Linked DNA regions of Mus musculus: regions 2 and 3 are each linked to region 1. Evidence: chromatin loops called from intact Hi-C (ENCODE). Cell type or tissue: gastrocnemius. All regions are shown on one strand. Links, peaks and the distances in the headings refer to the core of each region. The heading gives the core; the rest is flanking DNA.

What was found. Hi-C counts contacts between places; a loop is a spot of excess contacts. Peaks named below come from ENCODE experiments on the same cell type or tissue, not always from the same donor. Only the 100,000 strongest peaks of a DNase experiment are listed, where the experiment ranks them.
Region 2: a loop joins it to region 1, with 7 times the contacts of the local background. A loop is called at or near these places in 21 of 42 quality-filtered maps.
Region 3: a loop joins it to region 1, with 3 times the contacts of the local background. A loop is called at or near these places in 3 of 42 quality-filtered maps.

The regions. Positions count from the first base shown.
Region 1 is chr11:98,906,999-98,913,861 of GRCm38, forward strand. It overlaps Cdc6 (cell division cycle 6), which reads left to right and starts at 803. Exons shown (of 12, transcript NM_001025779.2): 1 at 803-983; 2 at 1,639-1,832; 3 at 3,189-3,473; 4 at 3,580-3,779; 5 at 4,390-4,565; 6 at 5,161-5,267. The coding sequence starts at 1,652. In gastrocnemius, for the core only: a CTCF peak has its summit at 2,852 (motif pointing left); DNase peaks (open chromatin) are centred at 727 and 2,838; H3K4me3 peaks cover 756 bases.
Region 2 is chr11:98,855,869-98,862,731 of GRCm38, forward strand. No RefSeq gene overlaps it. Among named protein-coding and RNA genes, the nearest start is that of Wipf2, 4.3 kb to the right of the region's middle. In gastrocnemius, for the core only: a CTCF peak has its summit at 3,406 (motif pointing right); DNase peaks (open chromatin) are centred at 2,232 and 3,412.
Region 3 is chr11:98,791,557-98,798,106 of GRCm38, forward strand. It overlaps Msl1 (male specific lethal 1), which reads left to right and starts at 3,960. Exons shown (of 9, transcript NM_028722.3): 1 at 3,960-5,048. The coding sequence starts at 4,275. In gastrocnemius, for the core only: CTCF peaks have their summits at 3,538 and 4,339; DNase peaks (open chromatin) are centred at 3,645, 4,063, 4,710, 5,054 and 1 more place; H3K4me3 peaks cover 4,224 bases; H3K27ac peaks cover 4,890 bases.

The sequences.
Region 1 (6,863 bases), core at 603-5,602:
CCTGCCTGCAAATGGCTGCTCTAGTTACATTTTTCATTAAATGCTCAGCTTGCCTTGCCGATAACTCTTTTCCTTGGGTCCCAGACCCTAGTGCTTGGCCATAAGAGATTTTCAAATTAAAGAGACATAATTTTACTCCCTATGATGTGTAGCTAGATGGATGTTAAGGCAGCACTTGGAATGTATGACCTTGAAATTATACGTTTGGTGTTGCACTTGTTTCTCACTGAGCAAGCGCAAGTCAACAAATAGTGAGATGATGTCAGTTTGCTTAGATAGGTCTAGAACTTGCCCCCCCGCCCCCCAAAAAAATACCCTGGTTCGAGTTATCAGCTCCTCCCCACAGAAAATTCTGTGACCTTATACATTCATTTGCTTCATGCCATACAGGACCGCCCCCCAAAAAGTAGGCCTTGTAGCCCTCTTAAAATCTAGCCCACCAGAATAATGAAAATAGGGATGTTTGGCAGATAAGATGAGCAAAGGTAGCCCAGTAGAATGAGGACGTTAGGCAACGGTGGGGAGGCTGGGTGGAGGACAAAGTAGAAATAAAAATACGGAAGTAGATGTGCGTAGAGGCAAAAAAAAAAAAAAAAAAAAAAAAACTACACTTCCCGCCAGGCTTTACGGCGTGACGCGCTCGTAAACGCGCGCCTTTCCTCCGAGGTCTCAAAAGTTAACGCCCTCCCGGGCGAGTGGGTGTGACTTCGTGGTGGTCGCTGAGACCTGGGGCTGTCCTATTGGCTGCCGGCCGTCACCGGCGAAGGCGTGGTGATGAGTGACAACTAATCAGAAGCCTGGCTGGACTTTGGCGGGAGACGAGAAGGCTGAAGTAGAGCGGCTTTGGCGCGAGTTGACTTTGCAGCTGCTGTAGAATTTGTGGCGGGAGAGTTTTTACGGTGGTGATCGAGACGCGAGGAGTGTGCACTGAGCGACACGGCCCTGAAGAGTGCAAAGCTCCGCGAGGTCTGGTGTCCAGAGAGGTGAGGCTGGTCCGAGCAAGGCCGGTGGAGAGCGGGAAATCGCCTGGGGTCTGAGGCTGGGTCAGGGAGGGGGTTGTGAGCTCTAGAAGCGGTTCGAGCACGCCGCGTTGGGAAGGAGAGAGCTGCTGGGAGGAAACGGTGTAGGGTGGGGTCGGGAGTTTGGTGGAGTGCTGGCTAGTTTTGAGCAGAGGACGCAGCTGCCCTTGCCCAGGACTTGGGAGAGCCTAAAGGTGACGGTCTGGAACCAAACCAGTGCTAAAGACGTCTCACATGTCTGCAGGGAAGGAGCTAAAGTATTATAGAAATAAATGGAGACAGACTTCTGGCATCATACAAGTGTAAGAACTTGGCTTCTGGTCCCAGGGTGCCCAGGGTGATAGCCGTGTGTTTCTGTGACTATCTCTTTAAGAGAGGGCTAATAGTGTCTACATTTGACGTATGGTAAGACTGTAGTGTGTAATATGTGTATAACGGAATGTTACACGTACTAGGCAGACAGACGTTACCCTTTATTACATAGATTTGCATGGGAAGCACAACTAAATGTTAAAAATGCTATGTTAACGTGATTTATGGAGTGCTGGTCCCCAATATAATTATTTATATTGCTCTGTGTGTTTTTCTCTTTGCTCTCCTGATTTTCCTTTGTATCCAGTTGTGTGGCCATCATGCCTCAAACCAGATCCCAGACACAAGCTACCATCGGTTTTCCGAAAAAGAAGCTATCTAATACCCTGAAGAAACCCAATTCCCGGGATTGTGAAGTAAAACTTAGAAACGTCCAGCCTGTACCCACCACTCCGTGTGTGGACGTAAAACTTCTGCCTCTCAGTCCCCGAAAACGTCTGGGTAAGCCCTCCGCTTTGTGAGTGCGACTTTGTGACTGAGCTCTCAGCCTTTCCTGCCTTGATGCTGAGGTGCCTGGCTCTTAAAACCAGAGCTGTATTTGCCTTCATAATGGCTGCCAAGTGTGTACCGAATTTCACGGTTGAGCCGTACACTAGAGATCATTTGCTAAGGAACCTAGGTTTGATCTTCATTTCCTTAGTTCTGTCCTTTACATTTCCCTTGAAGTTATAGTGTTATGGAACTCGCCTGCGTGCTTGTGAAATTAAGAGGAAACAAATAACCCGGGAGGTGGTGAGCTTGCTTTTAATCCCAGCACTCAGAAGGCAGAGGCAGGTGGGTCTCTTGAGTTTGGGGCCAACCTGGTCCACAGAGTGAGTTTCAGGCCAGCCTGGGTTAACCCAGAGAACTCCTGTCTTGAGAAAGAAAAATTTGATGAGATTCTTAATATTTTTTTAATTTTTGCTATCAAATAGTACTTGACAGCCATTTCCGGTTTTCGATGTGTTTGGTGTTTTTGGAGAAATGATCTCTAACTCAGGCTGGCCTGGAACTCGCTTTTGTAGCCCAGGATTGCCTCAGACTTGAGGTCCTTCCCGCGCTACCACGCATACTGTGTGTGGTAATGTTGCAGCTGCTTGGATGTTAGGGGTTGAACCCAAGACCTTATATGTGCTAGGAAGTGCTGTACCACCGGCCCTACGTGCCCAGTCTAAGAGCTTCTGTACTGGTGTTATGGGTAGATGTGTACAGAGAGCGTCTGTTGTGAGTGGGGGGTGATTTGGCCATATCTGAAGATTGTTCCCGTTGAGGGGGTGGTATTGGAACCGTGAGTAAGAGCTAACCAGGATGCTGGGCATCCAGCAGTGCACACAAACAGCTCCCTATAGAGGGAGCTTACTTATCCTGAGATGTCGGGAGCGCCAAGGTTGATGAGGCTTATTTAAAAAGAATCTTACAGTTTCACACCACTAGAACTCATTAGGTTGCTACCAAATGATAAGATTCAGGGGTGCCATCTGGTGGCCACATCTGCTCCTTGGTGAGAAGTTTCTTTTGTGGTTCTGACTCGGGTAGAAATTCACCTCTTGCCGGTGATGGTGGTGCACACCTTTAATCCTAGCACTCAGGAGGCAGGGGCAAGCAGGTCCTTTGTGAGTTCAGGGGCCTCCCGGGTTACCAGGACAGCCAGGGCTCTGAGGAGAAATCCTGTCTCAAAAAAAGAAAGCGATTCACCTCTTTCTGATCGTGGGGGAGGTCTTTGTGGTTCTTTTTCCTGCCCTCCGCAGTGAAGGACAGACAGTGTTTTAGGTGGCTGACAGCATCGCTCTGACTGAGCATGTCTGCTTCACGTTTCAGGCGATGACAACCTGTGCAACACTCCCCGGTTATCTCCCTGTTCTCCACCAAAGCTGGGCAAGAAAGAAAACGGACCCCCTCGCTCACATACGTGGAAGGGGTGCAGATTAGTATTCGATGATGAGCCGACATTTAAGGCTTCCCCCCCAAAAGAACAAGACAGAGTTCGCCAACACCAGATACGTTCCTCCTCCGCTCAAAGAAGTCCAGAGAGCAAAGCAGATCCTGAGCAGAAATGTCCGCCGGAGAAGGAGTCTGTGTGTATAAGACTGTTCAAGCAAGAAGGTGAGTCCTTACGTGGTAGAGTAGCCATCAGGGACCGTGCTGGTGGGTCTGAATGAAACCCAGTCACCTTCGGCTTTGTCTTTAATTGTTCATTTGTCCGACACAGGCACTTGCTATCAGCAAGCCAAGCTCGTCCTGAATACAGCTGTCCCGGATCGGCTGCCTGCCAGAGAGCAGGAGATGGGTGTCATCAGGAATTTTCTGAAGGAGCACATCTGTGGGAAGAAAGCTGGCAGTCTCTACCTTTCTGGCGCTCCTGGGACTGGAAAAACTGCCTGTTTAAGCCGGATTCTGCAAGACTTCAAGGTACACCAAGCATCTGAATTATGGATATTTTTGCTGAGATAATATATCAATTTGTGTGTGTGTGTGCGCGCTAGTAAGTGCACACTGGTGTTCTGCTTGTATGTATGTTTGTGTGAGGATGTTGGATCCCCCTGGAACTAGAGTTCTAGACCGTTGTGCCCTGCAATGTGGGTGCTGGGAATTGGACCTGAGTCCTTTGGAAGAGCAGCCACCATTGAGCCATCTCTCCAGCCCCAACAATTGACTTTTCTTGGTTTTTCGAGACAGGGTTTCTCTGTGTAGCCCTGGCTGTCCTGGAACTCACTTTGTAGACCAGGCTGGCCTCAAACTCAGGAATCCGCCTGCCTCTGCCTCCCGAGTGCTGGGATTAAAGGCGTGCACCACCACGCCTGGCTAACAATTGACTCTTAAAGGTTCAGGAAGAATAGATGGTTGGGAGATTGACTGCTTCCTAGAAGTAAGTAATTTTGTTATTTCAGGGTATAAATCTTTCCAAAGAAAGTAGAGTGTCACTCTTGTGTCCTGTTTGCTCTGAGATCCAGTCAGGTTTGAGGAAATCATTGTCTGAAGATGACATAACTCCGGTGTTTGTTTGTTTGTTTTAACCTAGAAGGAAGTAAAAGGCTTTAAATCCATCCTGCTGAATTGCATGTCCCTGAGGAGTGCCCAGGCTGTGTTCCCAGCTATTGCTCAGGAGATTGGTCGGGAGGAGCTGTGCAGACCAGCTGGGAAGGACTTGATGAGAAAACTGGAAAAGCACTTGACAGCAGAGAAAGGCCCCATGATGTGAGTGCCTGCCTGTCTGTCTGCTGCGTGATGCTCAGTGAAAGTCTGTAAGGGGTTACCGAGGGAAAGAACTTTGCTCTGCGGCATGGGTACATGTGCTTCAAGAAAAGAAAGATAATACAGTTTCTAATTTATTTAGTGGTGGTGCTAGGGCTCAAATCCAGGGTTCTGTGTGTGTTAGATAAGTGCTCTACCACTGAGTCACACCCACAGCCCCTGAACTTTCTGATTATTGAGTTTAAATTTTAACTGTTTTGTTGTTGCATTGGGGGTTTTATTGTTTCGTTTGGGATGCTTTTGTTTTGTTTTTTGAAATGGGGCTTTTTTTGCGTATTCTTGGATGTCCTGGAACTAGTGTAGACCAGGCTGGCCTTACACTCACAAGAGATGGGCCTACATTATGCATCATCACTGCCAGGCCTAGTTTAAAATGTAACTGTTTTTAAACTAGTTCCTTGAAAACAACTGGATGATGTTAGTGATGGGGGCTGTCGACCTACCAACCTAAGGCAAGCAACCCAAGGGGTAGCTCAGATCCAATCTTGGAAGGTTGAGAATGTGACTACTGGTACTAATTCATTCTCTTTTTCCATAGCGTGTTGGTGTTGGACGAGATGGATCAGCTGGACAGCAAAGGGCAGGATGTATTATACACACTGTTTGAGTGGCCGTGGCTAAGCAACTCCCGATTGGTGCTCATTGGTTAGTGCTCAGTTGCTAATGTGAAGCTTTGTTAGTTGTTTAGTAGCTGTGTGTGTGAAGTATGTTGGTGTAGAGACCAGAGGTTGACATCATAGGTCTTCATTTTTTATTTACTAAGGGAGAGTCTTTTGCTGGACCTGGAACTCACTGGCCAGCTTGTCCTGGGCATCTTAGCTCCACCTTCTGAGGTCTGAAGCCTGCTCCTTGTGCCTTCATAGCCAGTGCTTAGTCCATTGTAGCTGTGAGCTTTCCCTGTGCACATTAGTGACCTCTGTTGTTTGTTCATTTATGTGCATGAGTGTTTTGCTTGCATGCAGCTCTGCACTGCTTGCATCCCTGGTACCCATGGAGGATCATAAGCCAGCTTTCTGTCTTAGCAAAATAAGAAAATTACTGCCGGGCGGTGGTGGCACACGCCTTTAATCCCAGCACTTGGGAGGCAGAGACAGGCGGATTTCTGAGTTCGAGGCCAGCCTGGTCTACAAAGTGAGTTCCAGGACAGCCAGGGCTATACAGAAAAACCCTGTCTCAAAAAAAAAAAAAAATTAATTACTATGGTAGTAAGTTAACATAACATGACATTGATTTTTTTGTTAGGTCGGAATAAAAATGACAAAGAGGCCAGACGCCACAGTGTATTCCTATGGTCACAGCTGTTTGGGAGGATGAAGCAGGAAGATCATGATTTGGGGTGTCATAGCAAGCAAAAGGATTAGTATTAGTGTAGTATTACTGCTATTACGACTACTAAAAAATAGGGGTTGCTGTTGGAGAGATGGCTCATTGGGCAAGGTGCTTGCTGTGTAAGCATGAGAGATCCTGTCTCAAAAACTAAGGTGCAGAACCCTAAAGGAGAACATCTCACACCAACTTGGGCCTCACCTACACTCACACAGAAGTGCATATACTCATGAGTGTTTACATGCACCGCACATAATCATGCAAAGTAACATAGGCAGTGAGGGGTGTGAGTTGCTGATAGAGCATGAGCTTAGTGGGCACAAAGCCATGGCTTCAGTTCTTGTCATGTATGTACTGGAAAAAAAAAGAACCGAATGCCTCATTTTGAAATGATAGCTTTGCTTTTTGGTCTGTCTTGGTTTTCAAGTCAGGGTTTCTCTGTGTAGCCCTGGCTGTCGTAGAACTAACTCTGTAGACCAGACTGGCCTTGAACTCAGATCCACCTGCATCCAGAGAGCTGTGATGAAACAGGGTCCGGAGGGCAGGGGTGGGAGGGTCACCACCACGCCTGGCTCAGTAGATTTATTTTTGAGGCAGGGTCTCGCTGCAGCCCTGGCTAGCCTGGAATTCAACAGAAATCTCTTTTCTTACCCCCTTCTTTCTGGAGACAAGGTCCCTTGTCCAGGGTAGCCTCACACCTGTGAGCCTCCTGTGTTAGTCTCCCCAGTGCTGAGACTATGAGCGTGTTTCACAATACCTGTCTAAGCACTCCATCTTACCTAGTAGGTCCATCTCAGCTTGCAGCATGGGGTATGGGGCAAGTGGAAGCAACAGTTGAAATGCTGGGTTAAGCCAGGGAATCTTAAGGGGCTTAATTTCCTTTTAGGATGGTTTTGCTGCTGGTGGTAATTGTTA
Region 2 (6,863 bases), core at 1,015-6,014, 51 kb before region 1:
CAACCAACCATCTGCAACTCAGTTCTGGGGAATCCAGTGCCCTCCTCTAGCCTCTGCAGATACCAGGTGTTACACAGATGTGCATGCGGACAAAATAGTCACATTCATAAAATAATAAAATAACCTGTTTAAAAGGCACATAGTGCTATTGCAGAGGACTGCAATTCTGTTCCTGGCACCTACTCTAAGTAGCTCACGACTGCTTGTAACTCCAGCTCCGGGAATCTGAGGGCCTCCCTGGACACCTGCACTTTTATCCACGCACCTGCTTGTGTGCGCACAGCTAGACATCCTAAGGAAAAGGACAGCAAGGAGCGCTGTGCCTCATTCCTGCTATCAGAGTACTGAGGAGATCGGGACAGGAGGGTTTGCTGCAACGGTGAGGACAGCCTGAGCCACAGAATGAGTGGTGTTCTCAGCTAGGCCAAAGCCTGAAATCCTATTGCAAAACAACTATGATAGAAAAGCAAGCAAGCAGGCTGGGTGTGCGGCTGAGGACCAGTGCAGTGGGTAGGATCGCTTGCTAGGCAAGCTTGAGGACCTCCGTTTGAATCCCCAGCATCCAGATCAGAGCTGTACATGGCTCCACACACCTACAGCGCCAGTGCTGGGGAGAGAGAGGAGCTCTCTGGCCAGCCAGCCTTTCTGAACTTCAGGTTTAGTGAGAGACCCTGTCTCAGGGGAATAAGGTAAAGAGCAATAGAGGACATGTGACAGTCTCCTCTGGTCCCTGTGCTCCTGTGCATGGATTAACACACCTGGACACACATCTGCACATACACAACAAAAGGAGCTGGCTATGATAACAGACCTGCACAGTCCTAGCTTTCTAGGGAACTGAGGCAGGAGGATTATTAACTCAGGTGAACCTGAGGGATGGAGCAAGAACTCATCTTAGAACAAAAGTAAACATACATACACACATATATCACACACACACATACTCACCATACACTACACACACACACCACACACATACACACCCACAACTCCCCACCCCCACAGTCACACACAACACATGAGCATACAAGTGCACACAAAAAAAGAAATGTCCTTCAATGAACAAAGAAGTTGTGATATATTCATAAAACAGAATAAGGAGATGACAATAAAAAGAAAAAAATGGCCTCTAGATGCATGGACGAATCTCAAACAACACCAAATAACAGAAAAGGGCACATAACACCACACTGTGTGATTCCAGTGTGTGAAGGGGTGACACAGCCCTTTAATCCTAATACTCAGGAGGCCCAGGCAGGAGGATCTCTGCCAAGTTCAAAGCCAACCTGCCCTACACAGAAAGCTCCAGGCTACCCAGGGCTGTGTAGTGAGACCCTAGCTCTAAATAAATTTATCCCTCTATCCCTCCTCTCTGTCATCCTGACCATTTGTTTTGTCCTTGTCACAATCATTGTTGGCTTAGAGATTTTGCCTTTTCCATTCCCTAAGCTAAACTGACCCCTTGGACAAAACCCACTCCCTACTCTGTTCCCCTAGTCTTTGTTTTGCTCAAGATACTCCTGGCTTGGGGCTGGCGAGATGGCTCAGTGGTTAAGAGCATTGACTGCTCTTCTGAAGGTCCTGAGTTCAAATCCCAGCAACCACATGGTGGCTCACAACCATCTGTAATGAGATCTGATGCCCTCTTCTGGGTTGTCTGAAGTCAGCTACAGTGTACTTACATATAATAATAATAAATCTTAAAAAAAAAGACACTCCTAGTTTATGACATCACATATGTTTCTTTGTATATTTGCTTCATGGTCACCTTGCACACCAGAATGGCTCAGCCCTGTGACTGCATCTTGCTCACTGGCCAGTATCTGTAATAGTAGCTGGTACTGAGCAGACACTCAATACATATTTGTTGAATGAATAAATTAAGTTGCTTGTAATAAGATCCAGAGGATCAGGATGCAATGCAAGATGATAAGTATAAGGCCTGTAGGAATTAAGCCGAGGAGAATCACTGTTGGTCTGGAACAGGGAGGAGAGAAAAGAAGAAAATGCTCCTTTGAGGAGTTGAGCCCAAAGCAGGGACAGGGTTGTCTTTTTTTTTTTTCTTGTTGTTGGTTTGTTTGCTTGTTTGGTTTTTGGAAATAGGGTCTTTTCCTGGGGTACAGGCTGCCCTCAAACTCTCAATCCTCCTGCCTCGGCCTCTGAGTCCTGGATTACCCGCCAGACTCAGCAGGGAGACAGTTCAACAGCCAGAATATGGGACTGAACAGCTAGAGATTCGCCACTGGGAGTCACTCAGGAATTGGACTTCGTTTAGTATGGAGGGCTGCCTCTGTCCCATGGGACCAGTCCAGGACAGCACGGGAGTGGGGCATAGCGTGGATGCTGAGCCAGCCATTCCTTCCCTGGTACTGAGGATGCTACCTTGCCCATGCTGGCAAGAGGAGGCGACCTAGTTGCTCCTGCTCCTCTCATACTCATTTCGACCACTTTCAGAACTGTCATTACTTACAAGGTGACATTCTAGGGTGTGTCCTCTGCCACTGCCTGGACACAGCTTTGTGGGTTTTGTTTTGTTTTTTTCTAGCCTGGCCTCTAACTCATTCTATCCCCTGCCTCATCGTCCTGAGTATAGAGATTGCAGGTTTGTTCATATTCTCCTGTTTAATCTTCCCAGCAAACCCAAAGCGCTGGATCTGTCTGCTACCCTCCCTGTGTGGAAAACTGCGATCCTGAGAGACCTGGAATTCTCTACGGAGCTGAGGATGACCTTGCACTTCTGATCCGCTTGCTCCCACTTTTCAAGTGTGGGCGTTACACACATAAACCATCATTTCTGGCCAGAGACTTAACAAACAAACAAACAAAAAAAAAAAAAACAGAGGCAACAAGAGGCCAAGTTGTTATTCTGGTTCTCAAATCCATCCTTTCTGACTCTGGATCCCAGCTCTAAGGAGTCTTTTTTTTAAAAATTAATTTATTATTATTACTATTTTTATATATAAGTACACTGTAGCTGACTTCAGACGCACCAGAAGAGGGCGTCAGATCTCATTATGGATGGTTGTGAGCCATGTGGTGTCAGATCTCATTATGGGTGGTTGTGAGCCACGTGGTTGCTGGGAATTGAACTCAGGACTTTCTGAAGAGCATTCAGTGCTCTTACCCACTGAGCCATCTCTGCTGCCCCTCCAAGGAGTCTTAGTCACTGAGAAACATGCACCTTTTAAGCTGCAGGCCTCCTTTTTGGTGGCTGGTGTGACTGCGTTTCTTCCTTTGCCCTGCCCGTGTTGGATGGGTGAGCCAAAGATCCACATGGCAGCAATGGGCTGGGAATTAGGAAGCAAACTGAACAGATGCATCCGATCTCCCGGGCTGGTGAAGAAACTATCCCTACTTCTGTTGGGCGGATGGCTAGGAGAGAGCAAGGAATTTAGGCAGTGGCATTTTCAACCACCAGGTGGCAGTACAGAGACCAATTTCACAGGGTTCCTAGACATGGGAATAATAGGGCACAGAACATTTCTGCCTTAATGCGTGATGGCGCATGCCTTTAATCCCAGCACTTGGGAGGCAGAGGCAGGTGAATTTCTGAGTTCGGGGCCAGCCTGGTCTACAGAGTGAGTTCCAGGACAGCCAGGGCTACACAGAGAAACCCTGTCTCGAAAAACCAAAGGAAAAAAAAAAAAGACAAGGTCTCTCTGAGTAGCACTGGCTGGCCTGGAACCCCCCATGTAGACCAGACTGGGGACAAAGTCACAGAGCCCTGCCTGCTACTGCCTCTGTGCCAGGATTAAAGGTGTGGTCACCATACCTATCCTCAACCTTAATTTTTGAGACAGAGTCTCTCGCTGAGCCTGAAACTTGATGATTTAGGTAGACTAGCTGGTTACCCTCGGGTCCACTTGTCTTTGTCTCCTCCAGCTTTGGGGTTAGGAGCACAACACAGTTTCACTACATAGCCCATGCTGGCTGAAAGTTCACGAAGTAGCCCTGCTTGCCTTAAGCTCATAGTCATCCTCCTGCTTCAGCTCATCAAACGCCAAGTTTATGAGCATGAACCACGCACCCAGAAAATGTCTTACTGTCTTACTTCTATTTTATTTTTGTTTTGTTTTGTTTTGTTTCTCAAGACAGGGTTTCTCTGTGTAGCCCTGGCTGTCCTGGAACTCACTTTGTAGACCAGGCTGGCCTTGAACTCAGAAATCCACCTGCCTCTGCCTCCTAAGTGCTGGGATTAAAGGCGTGCGCCACCACTGCCCGACTGTTTATATTTTTTAAAAAGATTTATTTATTGTTTGTGAGTACACTGTTGCTGTCTTCAGACACACCAGAAGAGGGCATCAAATCCCATTACAGATGGTTGTGAGCCACCATGTGGTTGCTGGGAATTGAACTCAGGACCTCTGGAAGAGCAGTCAGTGCTCTTAACCGCTGAGCCATCTCTCCAGCCCTCTCTATTTGTATTTTTAAAAACACAATTATAGTTGGGCATGGTGGTGGATGCTTTTAATTCCAGCAGTCCAGAGGCAGAGACTGACAGATCTCTATTACTTTGAGGCCAGTCTGGTCTACATAGCAAGTTCCAGAGCAGCCAGAGCTACATAGTGAGACCCTGTTTCCAAATAAATAAGTACACACATAAATAATAAAACCAGCAATCATGAGGCTGGAGAGATGGCTTAGCAGTTATGAACGCTTATTTCTATTATAGAAGATACCAGTTCAATTCCTAGCACCAACATGGTGGCTTACAGCCATCTGCAGCTCTGATTCTAGGAGATCAAATACCTTCCTCTGACCTCCAAGGGTACCAGGCCCACATGAGGTACACATAGTTATGTGCAGGCAAAACACTCATACACATATTAACAACTCATTTACAAAAAGAAGAAAAAGAGGAGGAGGGGGAGGAAGAGGAGGAGAAAGAGGAGGAAGAGGAAAAAGAGGAGGAAGAGGAGGAAGAGGAAGAGGAGGAGGAAGAGGACGAGGAGGAGGAGGAGGAGGAGGAGGACAGTACAGAGCCACCAAGCATTGAAAGCACAAAATCTGAAGATCCTAGCCCATTCCTATAGACTTCATGTAGAAAATGGGAGATAGAGTCTTGGTTTCTTTCTTCATAAAGCTTGTTATTGATATTTCCCTAAGTGAGATGCCCCTGTATTCACCCTAGTGGCTGCTCTTTGACACAGGTTGAACAAGAGAGCAGGGGGTTACTTTAGCTATACTGGGCAGAGAATACCCTCAGGAGAGGGGACACTGAAGCAAGGGCTTGGACAACAAGCATGAGACAAAGATAACCATTTCAAGGGCTTTGAGAGGGAACTTGAGGGTATGAAGGGGGGACTTCATGGTATGAAGGGGGGACTTCATGGTATGAAGAGGTGACTTCACGACATGAAGGGATTGAAAGTGGGTCCACTGCAGGGAAGGATTGAGGGAGCCAGTGGGGTCAAGGACACCACAAGAAAACCTACAGAGCCACTTCATGTGGGCCCACAGGGGGCTCACAGAAACTGAACCATCAACCAAAGAGCATGCATGGGCTGGACCTAGGCCCCCTACACATGTATAGCAGTTGTGTAGCTTGGTCTTCCATGGGCTCCCTAACAATTGGCAGGTGACTGTCTCTGATTCTGTTGCCTGACTTTGGGTCCCTTTCCCCTAGCTAGCCGTCCTTGTCTGGCCTCAGTGGGAGAGGATGCGCTTAGTCCTGCTGGGAGTTGATGTGCCAAGGAGGGTTGGTAGTCATAGGGTACCAAGTTCTTTGAGGAGAAGGAAAGGGGGAGGGGAGGGTCATGTGAGGGTGGGCCTGGGAGGAGAGGAAGGAGGGGGGCTGTGATCAGGATGTAACGTGAATAAATAAATAAATGGAAAAAAAAATATAACTAAAAAGAAATTTAAAAAGGAGGGAGGAAGGAAGAAAGTGGGTCTACATATCGTTGAGCAACCGAAGACGGGGCAGGTAAGGAGATGAAGGAAAGAGTTCAGAAGCTCTAGTTAGTAAACAGTGCAGATTCACTGCATTTCTCGTCCAGCCGCCCCATTATCAGATATTCATGACGTAGCTATCTGAGCATCTTTACCTTTGCATCCACTGATCATGCCTGGTATGTGTTCCCCGCCTTCACTGATTAGTAACAAAATCCTATTCATCTTTTTTCTTTCCTCCTCTTTCTCCTCCTTCTTTTTCTTCTTCCTCTTTCTTCTTCCTCCTCCTCTTTTTTCTTCTTCCTCCCCCTCTTTCTTCTTCTTCCTCCTCCTCTTCTTCTTCTTCTTTTTAAAAGATTTATTTTATATATGAGTGTACATTGTCACTGTCTTCAGACACACCAGAAGTGGGCATCAGATCCCATTACAGATGGTTGTGAGCCACCATGTGGTTGCTGGGGATTGAACTCAGGACCTCTGGAAGAGCAATCCGTGTTCTTAACCACTGAGCCATCTCTCCAGCCCCCTTCTTCTTCTTGTTTTGTTTGTTTTGGTGTTCTGAGGCAGAATTTCTCTGTGCAGTCCTGGCTGTCCTGGAACTTGCTCTGTAGACCAGGGTGGCCCCCAGCTAAGAGATCTGCCTGCCTCTGCCTCCTCTGAGCTACAGAGCCCAGCAAAATTCTACTCATCTTGCAGGGGCTAGTTCAAACCATTTACAAATCTCTTCTCATTCTTCAGCAGGAATTCATCACTCCTGTGACATCCCGGCACATGTCACAACTCTAATCGCACACTGACTTGGACGTCAGCTGTCTGTTTACATGCCAGCCCGCATGAGCACCATACACCAGCATGGTGAGCTCCCGGAGGGCAGAAGCTGTCTGCTTGAGTCACATCTGGAACCATCCCCAGGTACAGAGCTCAATGAATGGCCCAAAGCAAATGTTCAATGTGACATTTAGCACTAGTGGGTG
Region 3 (6,550 bases), core at 1,551-6,550, 110 kb before region 1:
CCAGGAACTGGAGTTACAGACAGTTATGAGCACCATGTGGGTGCTGGGAATTGAACCCAGGTCCTCTGGAGGAGAAACCAGTGCTCTTAACTGCTGAGTCATCTCCTCTGATAGTTGCAAATTTTAAGATAAGGTTATAAACTGTTAGAAACAGGGCTGGGGATGTGCCTCAGTTGGTAGAGTGCTTGCCTGGCAACGGTGAAGCCCTGGGTAAGACCCCCAGCACTGACTGTATTTGGCCTGTTGTGAATGCATACAATGGTCAATGTCTATAATCCAGCACTCTAGAGATAGATGCAGGAAGAAGTTCAAGGTCCTTCAGAGCTACACAGTAATTCGAGGCTACCTGGAAGAGATAAATATACACGAGAGACCTCAGACCTCGTCTCAAAACCCCAAACAAAATTATTAGGAATACAAATTTCTTATAATAAAGTTCATATTGGAAAATGACCGTGTACACCATATCATTCAGTGGGGGTGGGGCTGCTTTTGCATTGCAGTGGTGGTACTGAAGTTGAAGAGGAAAAAAAGGCCTTCCAGTCATTCAAGCCTAACATAAGTCACTGTCTGGCCCTTTAAGAGTGGGTAGGAGGAAGGTTTAGCTTAGCATGATAGTGTTTGTAATCCCAGCACTCAGGAGGTGGTAGCCAGATTAGGAGTTCAAAGTCAGTTTGTGTACTCAAGACCCCGTCTAAAGAAAGAATAAATAGAAACAAAGCCCCAGGGGAGGAGGGATGGCTCAAAACCACGCAGAGCTAGGGAATCTTTAGGCCTAGGGTGGGACCTGGAAATTTGCACATCCAAGTTTTCTAACGATGCTAATGACTCCAGTTTGGGTTGGTGTGCATGTGGGGGGTGGAGGCTTGTCAGCATTCTGTGGCGGTGGAGTTGCTTCCCTCCTTCCACCTGTGCCCATGTCCTGGGAATTTACCTCAGGTGGCCAGGCTCGCCGGGCAAGCACCTGTGCCTGCTGAACCAGCTCGCCAGCTCTGTGATAGCTTCTGGCCGGTTCATGCTACAGCCTTGGCTTCTCTCTCTACATATTTACATTTATTTCACTTAAGTTTGGCTCCTGTACCTCTCCAGTGAGAGTGGAGGTCAGGAGACAGGCGGGTTATCTCCCTCTCTCCTTTGTGTCCATAGAGATTGAGCTCTGTACGCCAAGCATCTCTGCAGTTTCCCTTAGCCTCTGAGGCGGCTCAGCGGTCCTTTTTTATGTGATACTGAGGATTGAACCTAGGATTTTGTGGATGCTAGGAATGCAGACGCACTAACCACTGAACCATGGCAGAGTCCTGTCATTCTGTAACCTGGCAAGTCTTGAACTTGGAATTGTTTTACTGCAGTCTCCCAAAAGAGCTGACTTTACTAGCTTTTCAGACAACAGGCCTGGGTCTCTGCTCACCCTCCTGTCTGTCATTTCTCTATACATCCCCAGAGTACTGTCACCCTACATGAACTGACTCGTGGACTCACACCTGAACAGGCTTCAAGATGGCACTTTGTAACACGTATGGGTGTCGATACGGACAACATTCAGTGAGCAACCTGTAAGATTCACATTAGGAGTTGAGGATAATGCAGGACAAAGTATGTATTAGATGCTGATTAAATCCTGCAGAGGAAATAAGAGGCCAGCAGAGGAGGCATCTAAAAGGTGATATTTAGTAAAAAGGAACAAAGAAGTGTGGAAGTCCTGTGAGTAGGGATCCATATGAGAACAGCAAACGTATAGACCCGAGCAGACAGACACAGGAGGCGAGGACGGCAGGAGAGGGTCCACAGAAAGCCGTAAGAGTTCTCCAGTCCACAGCAGCTTGAAGGGCCAGGTCCTTCAGACCATTACACTTTTAATCCAAGTGATCTTATGATCTTATATTATGACCTTAAATCTATCAGGATCACTACAAATGACCGGGGAAGACTTAGGCAGAGGTTGAAATCATGAGACAAATCACAAGCATTTCATAATTAAAACAATAAACAGAAAAGCAGAGGTGGCAGCTTACATCAAGGTAGAGTTGTGGCGAAGATGTAAAATGTACTAGCTTGGATTTTTAAAGTAAGATGGACTGACTTAACTGGAAACAGGATTTAGGTGCAGAGTCGAAAGCTTGAGTCTGAAGTGCATATCAGACATCCAGTTGGCCATATTCTAGGGAGTTGGAGATAGGATTTTGGAGTAAGGGTCCAACAAGCCACAAATCTGGGAGGTTATCAGGATAGTGAGGTGGTAGTCTTCACACTGAAAAAGACCACATTCTACAAACTTCTTTCTAATCCTGCCCTTCCTTCTACTGCCTTCCTGTGCAGTTCTGAGGCCCACCTGATGGAAAGAGGACGGGGACTCAGGACTTTCATACCCATGAAGTTTTTCAGTGTTTCATGCTTAGAGCCCACAAAGCAGAAGCAGTTTCTAACTAAATTTCGCATTGAACCAGGTGTCCTTGTTTTCTCTGTACAACTTATCGTTTATTTATTTATAGAGACAAGATCTGCTTGCTCGCATTGAGACATTTATTTATTTATTTAGACAAGGTATATGTAGCCCTGTCCTGGAACTTGCTATGTGAACCAAGATGGCCCCGAACTCACACATTCTCCTGTCTTTGCCTCACAAGGGCTGGGGTTAAAGGTGTAGACCACTATACCTATCTCCTATAAAAAAATTTTAGAAGTGCACTTCAGACAGATAAGCAACCAATTAATTTACAACTATGTACATGTTTTTTCCATAGGGAACTATGAGGACTTAGTGGCTAAAGTTGCTTGGAAAATTAAGGCACACAGACACTATGAACCTGGAGAATTGGGAAGTGCTCCAATAGAAGGCCCTAAAGAACACTTAGTCCTAACACCGGCATACATCTCTCCATAGATTTCTTGAATCTTTTTCCAGAAGATGCTAGGAGTAGCTACAGCTTAAGAAGGCTGGAGACATGGCTGCTTGGGAAACAACTGTCGGTAGTTGGCAGTACTTCACCCCAAGGTTGTGCTTACAACTCCCTGGGCAGCAGACATCATGGATTTTGCTGCTTCTGGGAACCAGAGGTCCCTCCATTTCTGTGCTGGATCCCTTAGAGACAAAGAACTTCACTTCTTTCCCCAACCCATGTGGGACCGCCAGGGAGCCTAGAGGGTGGAAGCTTGACTTCTACTCCATGAAACAGCCGCAGGCTCCAAGGGAGCCTGGGTCGGGGCCGGTCCCGAAGGCGCGCGGGGCTCCGGTGTGGGCCAGGCGCGTAGCCAGGTCGCCAGGGAAGGGCTATCCGACGAAGGCCGGCTCAGCAGAGCGGTCGGTAGGCGTCCGCGAGGGGCGGGAGCATCTACCTCCTTCCTTCCTCCCCAACCCCATTCTCTCGCACTTGGTTTTGCCGGGGATCCTCCGCATTCCCCAACCACCAGCGGCCGCCCTCGCCCTTCTTCCCTCCCCAGCCCGCCCCTGCCTCGGCAGCCCACCTTCGCCCGCTCCTGCGTCCTCGCCCTCGTCCCCGACCTCCCCTCGTGGGCCCCCGCGCCTCGGTCCCCTCCCCCTCGCGGCGGCAGCGGTAGCCGCGGCCCCTTTCACAATAGCGCTACCCGCCTCCCTCCTCTCCGCTCCCGGTTCGCTCCCGCCCGCTGCCCTCTCGGCGCATGCGCGCTCCGGTCGGCGGTGGCGGCGGCTGCGGCGGCTCCGTTTTTTTTAAAGGGAAACGCCGAGGAGTCGGGGGTGACTGTGGGGGAGGGGGACCCGGCGGCGCGGAGAACCCCCGGGGGAGGCGGCAGACCCCCCCTCCCGGAGTAGGAGGGCTCTGGGCGGACCCGTCCCTCCCACCCCCTCCCGAGGAGGAGCAAGGGGGGGGAAATGGAGGCTCGGGGCGGCTGAGGCGAGCTCCGGGGCGGGGGGCCGGGGCGGGGAAGGGGGGGTGCGGGGTGGGGAGACGAGGCGGGCCCGGCCGGGCAGGGGGGGCCGAAGCGAGCTCCGGGGATGAGCTCGGGGGCGGCTGGGTGCGAGCTCCTGCCTCTGCGGCGAAGGCGACGGTGGCGGCAGCAGAGGCGGCGGCGAGGCCACCATGGGTCGGCGGCGGGCCTCAGCTGCGGCCTCCACTTCTCCGCTCGCCGGCGGGATGGCGCCCGGGCCTCGGAGAAGCCGCGTTAGCGGAGGCCTGCGGCTGCTCTGCTGAGCCGAGCCCGCCAAACTCCCCTCCCCCTCCTCCGTCCTCGACCCCCCGCACCTCGCCCCTTCCCCACCCCCTCCTCCGTCTCGGTCCCCCGCGCTGCTCCGGACCACTATGACCATGAGATCCGCAGTGTTCAAGGCGGCCGCGGCCCCTGCCGGCGGCAACCCCGAGCAGCGACTGGACTACGAGCGGGCTGCGGCGCTGGGCGGGCCCGAGGACGAGTCCGGGGCGGCCGAAGCCCATTTCCTCCCCCGGCATCGTAAGCTCAAGGAGCCGGGGCCCCCGCTGGCCTCTTCCCAGGGCGGGAGCCCCTCGCCCTCTCCAGCCGGCTGCGGCGGCGGCAAGGGCCGGGGCTTGTTACTCCCAGCCGGGGCGGCCCCCGGGCAGCAGGAAGAGAGCTGGGGCGGTTCGGTGCCCTTGCCCTGTCCGCCCCCAGCTACTAAACAAGCCGGCATCGGCGGGGAGCCAGTCGCAGCCGGCGCTGGCTGCAGCCCCCGGCCCAAGTATCAGGCGGTGCTGCCCATTCAGACGGGCTCTATCGTGGTGGCGGCGGCCAAAGAGCCTACGCCCTGGGCTGGGGACAAGGGTGGGGCGGCTCCCCCAGCTGCCACCGCCTCGGACCCGGCGGGACCCCCACCACTACCTCTGCCCGGGCCACCACCCCTCGCGCCCACCGCCACTGCTGGGACCCTGGCGGCCAGTGAGGGCAGATGGAAGAGTATAAGGAAGAGCCCTCTCGGGGGTGGCGGCGGCTCGGGAGCCTCCAGTCAGGCCGCCTGCCTCAAACAGATCCTTCTGCTGCAATTGGACCTCATCGAACAGCAGCAGCAGCAGTTGCAGGCCAAGGAGAAGGAGATAGAGGAGCTGAAGTCCGAGAGAGATACGGTACGGGAGGGGTTAATCTGCATTAGGGATGGAGAGCGAGCTCTGCGCATGCTCGGGGGAAGGGGGCTGTAGGAGGCAGAGGTCCCCGCTCGGTTAGGGTTAGAGGAAGTTGGCCACCAGCTAAAGAGTGCCTTAGATGTTGGGTCGTTAGGAGCCTGGCATCACTGACACGTTGGGTCGGAAGGAAGGGTTAAAGGGCAACCTGTGTGTGTGTGGTGGGGGGTGTTATGGGAGGCTTCGGTTGCCAAAGGGTTAATTTAAAACGACAGCCCCACACTTGTGGGAAAGACGTTTAGAGTGGGAAAGACCTGATTTACGAGGGGTTAAAAATGATAGGGTGGGGTGCAGATGTGGCTGTATGGCAGGGGTTGTATTCAAGCGCTGTTGCCTTAGCTGTGCATTGGAGAGGAGGCTATAACAGCTGTTGCCGTAACCACCGCTGTTGCATCTTTAGACAGGAGGGTTGTCATAGGTCTTTTGGTCGGTAGAGGGTAAAGATGGTGTACGTGGAATCCTGTTTTAGCTCTCCTAAATGAGAATCACTGCCTTTGATTTCAGAGAGTTTCTAGTAGAAAATCTGAGTTATAAAACACTACCCGCTGACCACGTCCCTTGACTAAGCTGGCAGATTTTGAGACATAAGCTTATTCGATGTATTCTGTAAACCCTTCCACCTCCCAGACCTGTTTTTGAATCTTGAGGTATTAGAAAAGTTGTTGGTTATTTCTTTGTACTCCTGGAAAGCATGACTCCATAGGCTTGCTTGCATGAGCAGCAGCCTTGGGCACACATGTTAAGCACACTCCCTCACACCTCAGGGCCGCTGGGGTGGTGGGTGCTACAGTGGTAACATACCTTTTAGACGCCTAAAAATAAACATGGCTTCTACAGTGCGCTCAGGCCCTGCTCCCCCCTCCCTCCCTCCTGGCTCCTCTTACTCTGGGGCTTCACGCACCACAGGCTGAGCATGGGAGCAGAAGAGCTGTTCATTTTGTTTGCTTCCTAAATAAGTCGCCATCAGGCCTCTGTTTGATTGGAGAGTGCCTTCTGCAAGGTGGAACAGGAGCTGGGGCAGGTCTTGTTGAAATACCTCAGTGTTGCTTTGTGGAAGTAACTCAGCATGGAGTGGCACTGCTCAGCACTGTACTGCAGTCTACGGTGTGATGGCCCTGCCGTAAAAACACAACATATCCTTCCTTTCATGGGAAGGGGGTGGGAAGAGAAGGATCAGTAAAGGAGAAGAAATGAAGACTATGTCACCCACGAAACATGGCTAAGTAATGCTAAGGCTGTGAATCAGAACACAGGTGACACGAGTGGCTGGCAGGGGGCGGGGGGACACTACTGCAGCTGGAGGGTTGTGCTGAGTTCTTGAGGTGATGCCTTCTTTGGCCTCCTTCATAGGCTTTTCAAGGTAGGAAAAAGTGGGGTGAGTTAATGCTAAGGCATTGGTCTGAGCTTGGCATTCACGGCTTCTGTCATGTACTACAGTCTTAGCCCTG